2 separate regions of the Homo sapiens genome follow, and region 2 is linked to region 1. Evidence: chromatin loops called from intact Hi-C (ENCODE). Cell type or tissue: heart right ventricle. All regions are shown on one strand. Each heading gives the region's core, and the rest is flanking DNA. Links, peaks and the distances in the headings are about the cores only.

Region 1 (6,389 bases), core at 1,491-5,490:
AGTGCAAAATGGGCTCCTTGGTTTCTGTACTTTAATCAATGATGCACAATTAAATCCCACAAATTGTTAAGTGAGCGCATATGGAATGTGTACATTACCTCACATGTGATTGATTATTCCATGGGCAGGTGGTGAAATAGGACACACTGAGCTTTTAGAAAATTGCAAGAAATCACTGTTTATGCTACAGGACCAAAGTAGGTTCTTACATTTATACCCAGTGCCACAGTAGTTAGCAGAACAAGCAAGTCCCAGGGAAAGCACAGTGTGTTTTTCTGAGTACTTCCTACCCTGCAAAATCCCCCCAAACCAGTAGATTTGGAGATTTAATTTAATCCTTCCAGTTGGTAGGTTTAAGCCTGAGAAATCCAGTGCCAGTGTTTCTCCAGGCTTTGATGGTTAGGAACTGGCCAGGCAGCTCTGCAGCCAGCTTGTCAAGGCCCTGAAGAAGTAGCCTGGCTATTGGAGACAGGTCTCTTCATAGCAGGAATCCACTAACATTTCCAGATCATTAGTACAGCAATTGTTATGTACAGTAGCAGAAGAAATGCACTCTGTCTTTTCGAACCAGTCCTTTGTTGTCAAGAAGCTCTGAATAGTCAGAGCTGTTTCCAGGGCCTTTTTGCAGCTCTTGAATGTATTCTCCAGCCTATGTATATATTAACATATCACCATGTCCCAAAGAATTCGCACTGCGCAGCGCTGTGCTTTTGGCAGACAAGGAAAGCCTTCACATGAGTTACAGTTGATAGGGCAAGGGAAGCTCAGGGCTTACAAAAATCCATACAGTGGCCCTGCTTAAAAATAGCAGTGTAGGCCATAGCTTGATGTTTTGACAGTTTATATCAGCAGTTTTCTCAGCTGATATATTGATTGCAGTTTGGACTTCAGTCCTACTGATCTAATAAAACATCACCATCATAACAGAGAAAGTAAAAGGATCTTTTGTGGTCCCAGCCACTTGGCAAAGTAGCTTTATAGAGTTACTGTAAAGCTAGCTTTACTGTAATATGTGAAATGAAGCAACGTTGGACAAGTTGACTATATTATAATTTTTTCATCTATGAATGTAATGTATTAGCACTATCCTATATAGTTTTACAAATAGGCATTTGCTCAAAGGAATATAATGATGCCTTCACAAATATGAAAACAAGTTTTGTGCATCAGTATCACAAACAACCTAAAGTGTGTCAAAACTGCAATGCCCTTGATACTTAGTGCGGAAAACACACAAGGTCAACTGAGGTCTGAATTAAGCTTCAAGACTTGTAAACATCTTCTACTCATAATTTTGAATGGGTATTGTGGATATTTTTAAATCACCTGACCTTCAATCCTACTTATGCTAAATATCCTTTAATTTCACAGCAATTGCTAACCATCCAGGAGGAGTTAAACAACAAAAAGTCAGAATTGGAACAAGCAAAGGAAGAGCAGTCCCATACACAAGCGTTACTAAAAGTCCTGCAGGAACAAGTAAGTGAATGAAACAGCTCTGATTTATGAATCAGTCCAAACACCCCATTGCATACCTCCCTTGTGCGTCACCCGTGCAAACATTTACTGAAAGTAATCTGCAGTACAATTAGTCTGAACCCTGTCAAACTTCCTAGCAGCTTTGCTATGCGGAATTTATAACCTCATTCCCAGCATCGCTATCCTCACTCCTGTACTTGTTTAGATTGCCCAAGCCTGCCAGTGTTGTGTGAAAGTTTCTTCCAGAAGACAATCAAATTTCGATAAAGTTTCAAAATACTGGCAATGAGGTATGTTTCAAAGTAAGCAGCTGGTTTCCTCTTAAGTCTAACAGTGAGGAAAATGAGTTCAGCATAACCCATGAGACTCCTGCAGACACATGAACAAGGACTGATTCATAGCAACATTTAAAAAGTATCTTCCCTGTGCATCAGGGTACTTATCTAACCATGGTGAGCAACAGACCTTTTATATGAAGTTTGTAAACCTGATCATTTCATTCTGGCTTTCTTTGATACAAAAGTGTGGCCTGACATTGATAAGTGGATTGGAAAGTATTGTCTTACAGCAGGGTAAGATGGAACACTCGGCAGGCAGCAGAGTGAAATCTAAGCCCACTATCTACATGAGAGGAGCCAGGAGAGCTCTTGAAATGCCTTCCTATTTCTGGCCTTCACTTGCTGCCAACAATGTATGAATGGTAATTTGAAGGAAAAAGTTGCATACAGTTACCCCAACCCTCTGTGAGTAATCAAATGCAGATTGTTTTAAATTTTTCATACACATAATCGTTTTATATTGTATAAATAACCTTACACTGTATACATAACTTCAAAGGTGACATTTGAGAAAATATAAAGTCAGCTCTGTGTCACTTTATGAGTGATTTTTTTTTAATGGTTTGGGGTCCAGAAAATATCTTTTTAGTTATTTTCTCCCAAAGGTATGAGTGATTTGTGAGAGAAAAGTACAGATATTAGTTTATAAACCTTTATAGCTTTGGAAGAAAATGCTTTATAAAACTAATAATTATCTTTATATGATGAATATAGATTCAGTAACTTGTACTGAGGCTGACTCTGTATGATTTCAGATATAGTAGATTGAAATGAAAAATCTAGTTGACTGAATTCACAATGACCTGCAGTTGAGGAGACCTGAAATCACTGTGCTTTCCACTGTTATATTATGAAAAGACTCCCAGCAAAGTGGAACTGAGTTGGTCCAAATTTGCTCCAAATCAACCAGATATAGCTCTGAGCTTTTGTTGTTTTCTGCTCTCTCACCCCGATTTTTTTTCTTTTAGATAGCTTTGACTAGAGTGGGGAGGGGTGAATTTCTCTTTTCTCTAAATGACTCAAATCCTTTATTTTGAAGTCCAAACCCTAGTCATAAAAATAGATTCTGAGTTTTGCTGAAAGTATTGATATATCTTGTTGTGGCATGCATTTTTAAAGAGCAGAGCACACACAATTATGGGTGAAACATCACACTTCACTCTCCATTATTTTAAAAAAAAGAGAACGTGAAGAAGATTCGAAACAGCTAAAATCATTAAAGACCTAGAAAATACAATTGAGAAGGAAGAATTTTAAATCTGCAATATTAATTTCAATGGGATAGCTCTTTACAAGCACAGATACCAAGAATCTTTAAGCCTGACACCAAATGTTTTTGGGTGCTGGTGCCATTACCAAGCTGTTTGTCCAAGAGCCCCTCACCTGCTACCCCTTGGTGGTTCTTGCAAAAGGGGCCATGCAGGGTACAGGTTTCTTTCCATGTCCCTGTACCCACACACAGATGTGCACTGATGACACCTCTCACCTCCACTGACCACTGCCTTTGAGGCTTTCTTTGGATTTGTGTAGAGTAACTCTATGCGTAAACAGTTTCAGTGCCCACATAGATGTGGCCTAAACAAATGGACACATGCAGGGAAAGATACACCCTGCTCTGCAGATTTGGAATGTTGCTATTCACAGGATTGCCCCGTGCTGGGAATCCTGACAAGAAAGGATAGGTCCTGAGGGCAGACCTTTCCCACCCTCAGGCCCCAGCCCCTCCAGGGAAGGCCACGCTAACCCCTAAGCTCTCAGTCTTCCCATTTGCGAAGATGCAGCTTTTCTAGGTCCCTCCAGGCCCCACTGACTCCTGCCTTTCATCTCATTTACAATGAGGATAGCTTCCTACCTCTGGAGCTTGTTCACAAACCTCAGTTTCATCAGACAGGATGTTCAGCCCTACCTGGGGGAGAGTAGCAGCTAAAGGAGAGAAGAACAGGGAGCAGAGAGAAGAACAAAGCAGCAGCTGTCCTGGAGCTGCAGCTCGAGGAAGGAGAGGGGTGGGCTGCAGCGGGGAGGGGTTTCCTCCACGGTTCTGGCAATGGAGCACAGCGGAGTGAACAATGCCAGGAGACAGGGAGTGAGGGGAGAATAAACAGGAGCAGAAAAAGCGAGAGCAGAGTTAGAGGACATCATGGAATGGGAAGAATGGAGTTTATTTAAAAGAGAGGAGAGCAACTGGCACATTTATGTTGGTAAACACGTAAAGGTGGAACAGACATTCACAAAATAGTCCTCTACTTCTGCTGAAAAAGAACAAGACCTTCTGAGCTAACCCCACTCGAACTCATGGGAGCACAAGCTACAGGACCTAAGGTGGGATGAGCAGAGAGGTTGATGAAGATGAGGGATACCTACAATAAGAAACCCTCAGCTAGGAAAAGAGTGAGGGGATTTTAAAAAGTCCTTTTGTGTCCTGTGATAATAGACAGTATTCCTATTATTGTGGCACACCTCTGCCTTGTCATATATGCCATACATCGCCCATGCTCCCCTGTGTCTGTTGTGTGTAGAACCATCAATGATGTTGCCCTAGAGAACAGTGGGCAGACTTTTTTCTTAAGTGGGAGTGATATGGAAATGAGCCAAAGAGCCTTTGGTCCATAATCAACTACCTGATCCTCAATTTCTTCATGTTACCATTCCTTTGGCAAAACCCCTTCTTTGGCATGGAGCGGGTAGGGCTTTTTTTTGCTGGGAGTTTAAGACTGGCCTTAAAAAACTAAAGAAGCTTTCATTTTAATATGCACAAGTAGCCAGAAGGAACCAATGTTATGAATCAAACACATTGGTGGTATATGTGCATTGATTTTCTTTCAAATCTTAAGTATTTTTTCCTACCATGAATACTTTGTATTAGGTATAAAAAAGATAATGGAGGAGATGCTGCTTTCCTAAGTCAGGAAAAAATACTGGCAAAACAGTTGCAAGCCAGCTCACCCTCTTCCTTTGCCGTCTGATTCTAAATGTCTGTTTTGCGTCAGGATAGGATAAAATGACAATTAAAGGTTTCCTGAAACCTCCTTATAACTGATTACTCCTAAGCCTCTGAGAAAGAGAAATGTTTTCAAATGTTCACTGCTAAAAATCTCATTAGAGAAATATAATTTCTTCTAATGCCTCAGCGGCCAAGGAGATGTCATCCAAACTCTTTCTCTACCAAAGAAGCAACCGTCTTTAGTCCTCCAGAGATGTCAGTCATTCAAATATATTCTCAAGGAGGACCTGTCTGGTAGCACAGTAGCATGTTAAAAGCAGCTGAAAATGCATCATTCACGAATAATCGTTAATATAACATCATTTTGCTGGTGGCAACTTGCAAACACTGCAGGGTTTAAATTAATAGCAATCCAACTAGGAAATGAAATCATTTATTATTCTTAAGAACCAATTTTATACATTTTATGCCTATGGAACTGCTTTCTAATCTTATTATTTAAAAAATAATGACCAAGACCCATTTATTCTTTTGCCAGGCATCAAACTTCATAAAATATTGGTCTCAAACTGGCTCCAATAAGGCTCATTAGAAATATGTGCTCCATCTGTTTTATCTCATTGGAAGTTTTATAAAATGCAACCTCAGATAAATCAGTTAACAAGATGATATACTTAAGAGATTTGCTTGCTTATTCATTTTTTTGTTTTGTGTTGTTTTTCCTTAAAATTTGCAGTTAAAAGGTACCAAGGAATTGGTCGAGACCAATGGCCACAGCCATGAGGATTCAAATGTAGGTACCACAAACCTGGTATTTGTTCTTCTTGCTTGACGTTGGTTGAACACATGGGGATGTAGCACTTTATCTACCACATAAAGGAAATCAGAAGCTCTGCCTGTCAGCAGCTTAAGATTAATATATGGGTTTGGCAAGAAAATGTGATTGACAGGCACTGCTATTGTCAGCCTAGTTTATCAAATGTCAATTTAGAAGTATGTGAGCTAATCCCCACCATCAAAAATTCTAATTTCAGTGAGTCTGTTTGAGCTCTTTGTATTTCCAAAACTATAACTGATGATATACTGGGAGGGAAATAGCAAGAGACCCGACAGGGTAATCAGTTGCGCATTGCATGTATATTCATTAAGTTTGCCTGCCAGCGAAGGTGGTACCTAAATGACTGACATGCTGAAAAGGTCTCAGAGAAAACCCCTTCTCTCAGAATAGCCCTTGAAATGTACTCCTTCTCTGTTCCTCACCCAGAACAGTAGCACAGTGCATCCATCTTCTTGATAAAGAATAATGTGTGATGGTACAAGATCCCAGTTACACCGTGACTTCCTCTCTTAGTGTTCCTTGAATATCCAATTGTCAAAAAGTAAACAAGTGTTCTTTTTGCCTTGAAAGTTCTTTAGTCTCAGATGGAATATTATACCCTGTAGATCATTGCCTCTCCATATGTTTGATGATTTTGTCTTTTTTAAATCTCTCTGATATCTGTATTTGATTATCCTCATCAAAGAAAATGCTTACTAAGCAGTTCTTTTCACTGAACACAGAATTAGACATGATAATGAATGCCTGATTACACTAGAGCTAGGAGAAATTATATATTTCTTGTTCACTCTTG
Region 2 (5,099 bases), core at 1-4,000, 65 kb after region 1:
AAAATAAACTGACACCGTTAACCCACAAGGACATCAGTGAACTCTGTTCCAGAGAGGCACTGGCACAAGGTTCTAACTCAGGAATTTTTTTTTTTTTTTGAGACAGGGTCTCACTCTGTTGCCCAGGCTGGAGTGCAGTGGTGCAATCTCTGTTCACTGCAACCTCCACCTCTCAGGTTCAAGAGATTCCCCTGCCTCAGCCTCCCCAGTAGCTGGGATTACAGGTACCTGCCACCACGCCCAGCTAATTTTTGTATTTTTAGTAGAGATGGGGTTTCACCACGTTGGGCAGGCTGGTCTCTAACTCCTGAACTCAAGTGATTTGCCTGCTCCGCCTCCCAAAGTGCTGGGATTACAGGTGTTAGCCGCCACACCTGGCAGAAATTCTTATATTTACACAGAAATAATTTCTATGGCATACAGAGGTTATTAACGGCACTATTTAATGGTCTATCTATATCCATACCTCTTGCTCTGTAACACTGTAATCTTGTCCTGTTCCAGCTCTGGACTTGATCATTTATGCTGCTTTGGCCAATGAGACGGCTGCAGAAGCTGGAGAAGCCTCTGTGCATTTGTGCTTGCCCTCTTGCATGGTTAGGTTTGCATACTCTTGTACTCAGACACTGCTAATGAGAATGCATTGGGCTAGCTCACTGGGCTAGCCATGACACATATGTGCAGCTTAGCCAAGTGGCCCCAGCCAAGGCCATCTGGATCTGCTGATGGTCAGTTGATTCCTCAAGAAAATATGTCAGAGACAAGAACAATGCAGCCTCAATAGTTGATCTGCAGACTTGTGAGCTAAATAAATGATTGTTTAAGCCACTGAATTTTGGGGTGACTTGTCATGCAACATTATTTGTGGCAACAAGTAACTAACATTGAAACTGTTATCTAGAATTAGGGGGCTGCTATAACAAAAAAAAAATGGGCAGAGGCTAGAAAAATTATGAGGAAACTGCTACAAGAGAATGGAAAGATGACAGCATGGGTTATGCAGTAACAAAAAAATGAGAAAACTGCTACATGTGTCAATTCAGATGGTAGAAAATGTGCCTAATAAACTTGAGATTTGAGCAATAACATTTCCAGGCATAATGTTGAAAGTGTCTGCTGCATACTGGTAAGATTCTATAAGAAATGAAAGGGCTAGAAAAATAACTGTCCAGTGCCTAAGCAAATTGAGAGAGACCATAGGGGAACTAGGACTTCTTGGTTGGAAAAGAAAATTGCTTTTCATCTGTCTCTTCAGCTGGCAAAAGAGTCTTAAAGTAAAATATAGCCTGAGACAAGGATCTAATCAAATACTTGCTTTAAGACCGTCTATTAAGACCCTGGAAAGAAACAGGACAGAAAACAGCAGATCCTCTAAGCTCAACAAATGTGCTACTAGGAGTTTTAAGAGCACTGTCTCACAGTACTTAACTTGCCCAAATAACCATGGTTGAATCTAGAGAGAGATCTAGCTCTAAAACTATTGTAGGTGTTGCTTTTGGCCCATTAGATTTATAAGAAACTCACAAAAGTTTTGATGGTACTATATTGACAAAAGGATCACCAGTTTATACTAAAAGATATTGAGACTATTCAAAATGTAAGAAAACCTCTAGGTCTCTAATTTCCACAATCTGGAAACAGGCTAAGAAAGTTGTTTAAAGCACACAGGAGTAGCCAAGGGGGTAGAAAAGACAACCCAGATGGTACAGAACACAGCCTTAGAAAACAATGGACTGGGAAGTCACTTCCACGAGGCAGAACCGAGGCCTAATCAAGAATATTCCCTCCTCTGGAAGAGAAGGTCCTGGCAGCATTTTCAGGGATGGAATTCAGGATTGCTATGAGCCAGTGCCTCTTACTAGCTTTCCATTCTTTCCCTTTTTGAATAAGATTGTCTACTATACTTATTCTGTCCTTTCTTACCCTATTGCATTAGGTTTGAAGGTCAGATTTCTTATCTTTTTCACTCATAGATCTTCAACTCAAAGCAACTGTACCCAAGGAACTGCATTAGGACCTGTTTAACACCTTGAGATCCTGGACCTTGAGCCTGATGGAATGATTAGATGAGACCTTTAAGGATCTTGGGAGGAGGGAGAGAGTGTATTTTACCTATGGGAATAAAAGAAAGAGTTGGGGCCAGAGTGTGAACATTCCACTTTCCTATCAGTTTCCATTCTAATTCCTGTATCAGCTTTACATTGCTACACATAATGCTGCATAACTGACCACACAAAAATGAGTGGCCTAAAACAACCATCATTGATTGGCTCACAGGCCTACAAGTTTGTAATTTAAGTTGGAAAATTCTCCTGATCCTAGTTGGGCTCACTTATATGTTTTCTAGGTCAGTTGGCTCTCAGCTGAGACTCACATTTCTGATGGTGGTTGGCTAGTGGTTATCTTGGGGCAATAAGGTCAAATGACCTCAGCTTTGTCAATCCCACTCTCCCCCCACATCTTTCTCATTCTTCCAGGAGGCTAACCCTAGCATATACTCATGGTTAGCACATGGTAAATGCCAACCGACAGCATTAACTTAAGCACACCCTGAGAATGACCCTATATGGCAGGTGCACCTGAATGTGTGTTCTGAGCTAGGGGATTTGGGAGTGGCCAATCTGGAGATTCATTCCTTGTCTATGAGGAACATCTGAGCTCCCTATCTGTCCAGTGAAACATGGAGATTGGGGTTGCATGAAAGTTGCCAAGTGGAGGCTGTCAGGTAAAGGGTGTTAAGTGAAAATGCTATAAAAGCCACACGTTTTTTTGCAAGCAGTTGTGATTCTCCTGCCCAGCCCACCACCACTAGGCCATGCAATAATTCTGTCCAGCCCGTCAACACTGGACTCTCTCCCCCGTATGTAAGCCCCCAGCAAAATCTCATGTCTCATTCCCTGGCTCTGGGTCTCTTCTTCAGCCTCTTGAACCTGGTACCATCCCCAGTGGAGTCTACAGGGGTTCGATACAACAGTTATGATGAAGGAGCCAGGGAAGATTAAGATTTGTAGTTATAAAGAGCAGCAAGACAGCAAGCCTCAATGCACAAGGACTTTCTCAGTCTCTGCTTGCATCATGCCAGTTAACTGCTGATCAGCCAAAATAAGTCACGTATCTGAGCCCAGAAAAAAGGAGTGGACACATCAATATAATCAACCTACCATAATTCCCAAACTGTGTCCCATGGAAACTAGCATCCCACAAGATATTATCAGATGTTCCACTTAAAAAAAGTTCTATGGTCATACATATTTGTGAAATGCTTCTTATTACATTCTCTTATTAAGTCATACCCATTAGCCTATTGAAGGCTCTAAGAATTCCTATTCTGTTTACCTTGACCTAACTGGTGTCTCCTACAATTATTTAGCCATGAAACACATTAATTATTGAAAATCTTAAACACATCTTGAGAACTGTTTCGTGAATCACAATCTGAGTAACACCCGTCTATGTTATAAAAAGTCACTGTAATAATTGCATTATAGTAAGGAGCTTTTCGAGGCCTAGACGTTTTCATGACACAGCTAAGTAAACCACTAATAATAATTATTTTCTCTACTTTCATATGAGAAAACCAAGAATCAGAAAAGTTAAGTAAGCCCCACAGAAAAGGAGGAGCAAAACTGTGCTGTATCCTCACATCTGCCTGATTCCAAATACCTATCATCTCTTTATCTCCCTACCTGTCAAGGGTGGAATGTCAGACACCATGACAAATGGCATGCAGAGCAGCACAGGGTGATGGTCTCACAGCCAGGAAGCTGGCTTTAGTTCTGGCTTAGCCACTGACTAAATGATCTTGAGCAAGTGACAGCCTCTTAAACACTTTCGATAGGAAACACCATTCTCTATGCTCCCATACAGCTAGAAGAATCTGGAAAAGATTTTTGTGAACAGTCTTTGGGACATAGAAATCTTCTGAGGCTTCCTCATGTGCCACAGTAAAAATGACCTCAAACGTACTGCCCTGTCATAAATCTAGTACCGAACATAACAAATTCATTTTTTAATTTGTTTATTTCAATCACTTAAGATATTCAAAATAGCCTTCAGGCTGAAACTCTTCCCTTGCCCTTTCTAATTTTCCAGTGAAATCTCAATGATATATTCCAGTGAGGGTATATTAATATTCTGAAGAAATACAATACCTGCATTGTAGACTCTAATTTTAGAACATTCATCACTGAGATGGTTTTCTCCTTCCTGTCCTAATTTTTTTTTCAGGTTGTCAGCCTGTTGAAGTATATTAAAGTAGGGGGTGACTTTCCTCTATGAAACATTTCTTTCTTGAGGTCCTGCCCTTTGTGAGGAATGGAGGGAGGCCCAGGAAAGGGAGGATCTGCAGCCCTTGGCCACTCTGAGTCTGCACTCTAACTGGGGAGATCAAATGAGGAGCCAAAAGCCCCAGCTGAAGAGCAGGAACAAAGTCACTTCATCAAAGCCATTTTACTGTCATGGACTCTGTCCTGGCTATATGTTACCATCATGCTGAGGCAATAGGTGAACTGGTCTCCAAGTCATTTTCAAATCAATTCTGAAATACACCTGGTTTGGGTGAGACAGCACCACACAAGACATTCAAGCCAATTCATCGTCTTAGAGGAAACATCCAAAATACATTTGAGCCTCCTGCTCTCCTGCGAGAAGCCATGCGACTCCTACGCTGTTATTGCCACCAGTGTAACAGTCCGTACCGGGGCTGCTTACTCTTCATTTAAGGCACGGAGGGCCGCCACAGCAGGATTTCTCAACCTCGGCACTACTAACATTTTGAGCCGAGTATTTTCTCGTGGGGCTGCTCTGTGCATTGTGGGATGTTTAGCAGCTCTAGATGCCCACTAGATGACTACAGCAACCCTGGTCCCCTTCATGACAATCAAAGACTCCAGACATTTCCAAAAGTCCCCTGGGGGGCAAAATCTCCACTGGCTAAGAACAGCTGCTCCAGAGTACGAGAAAAGAAAAAAAATTTTAAAAATATATATTTTTATTTTTGGTAAAAATTGATCCCCCCACCACCACCACCAGGTAATGACCGTGGGGTGCCAAGCTTCCCTCCAAGCCCCCGCCCTTGTGTCCAACTGAGACATCTCAAC

Evidence for each region. Peaks named below come from ENCODE experiments on the same cell type or tissue, not always from the same donor. Only the 100,000 strongest peaks of a DNase experiment are listed, where the experiment ranks them.
Region 2: a loop joins it to region 1, with 3 times the contacts of the local background. A loop is called at or near these places in 1 of 110 quality-filtered maps.

Annotation. Positions count from the first base shown.
Region 1 is chr13:43,264,560-43,270,948 of GRCh38, reverse strand. It overlaps ENOX1 (ecto-NOX disulfide-thiol exchanger 1), which reads left to right. Exons shown (of 17, transcript NM_001347969.2): 13 at 1,372-1,479; 14 at 5,495-5,551. Among named protein-coding and RNA genes, the nearest start is that of LINC00400, 150 kb to the right of the region's middle. RefSeq lists an enhancer at 278-779. In heart right ventricle, for the core only: no CTCF peak of the experiment used is centred there; no DNase peak of the experiment used is centred there; H3K27ac peaks cover 2,120 bases.
Region 2 is chr13:43,199,581-43,204,679 of GRCh38, reverse strand. No RefSeq gene overlaps it. Among named protein-coding and RNA genes, the nearest start is that of LINC00400, 89 kb to the right of the region's middle. In heart right ventricle, for the core only: no CTCF peak of the experiment used is centred there; no DNase peak of the experiment used is centred there.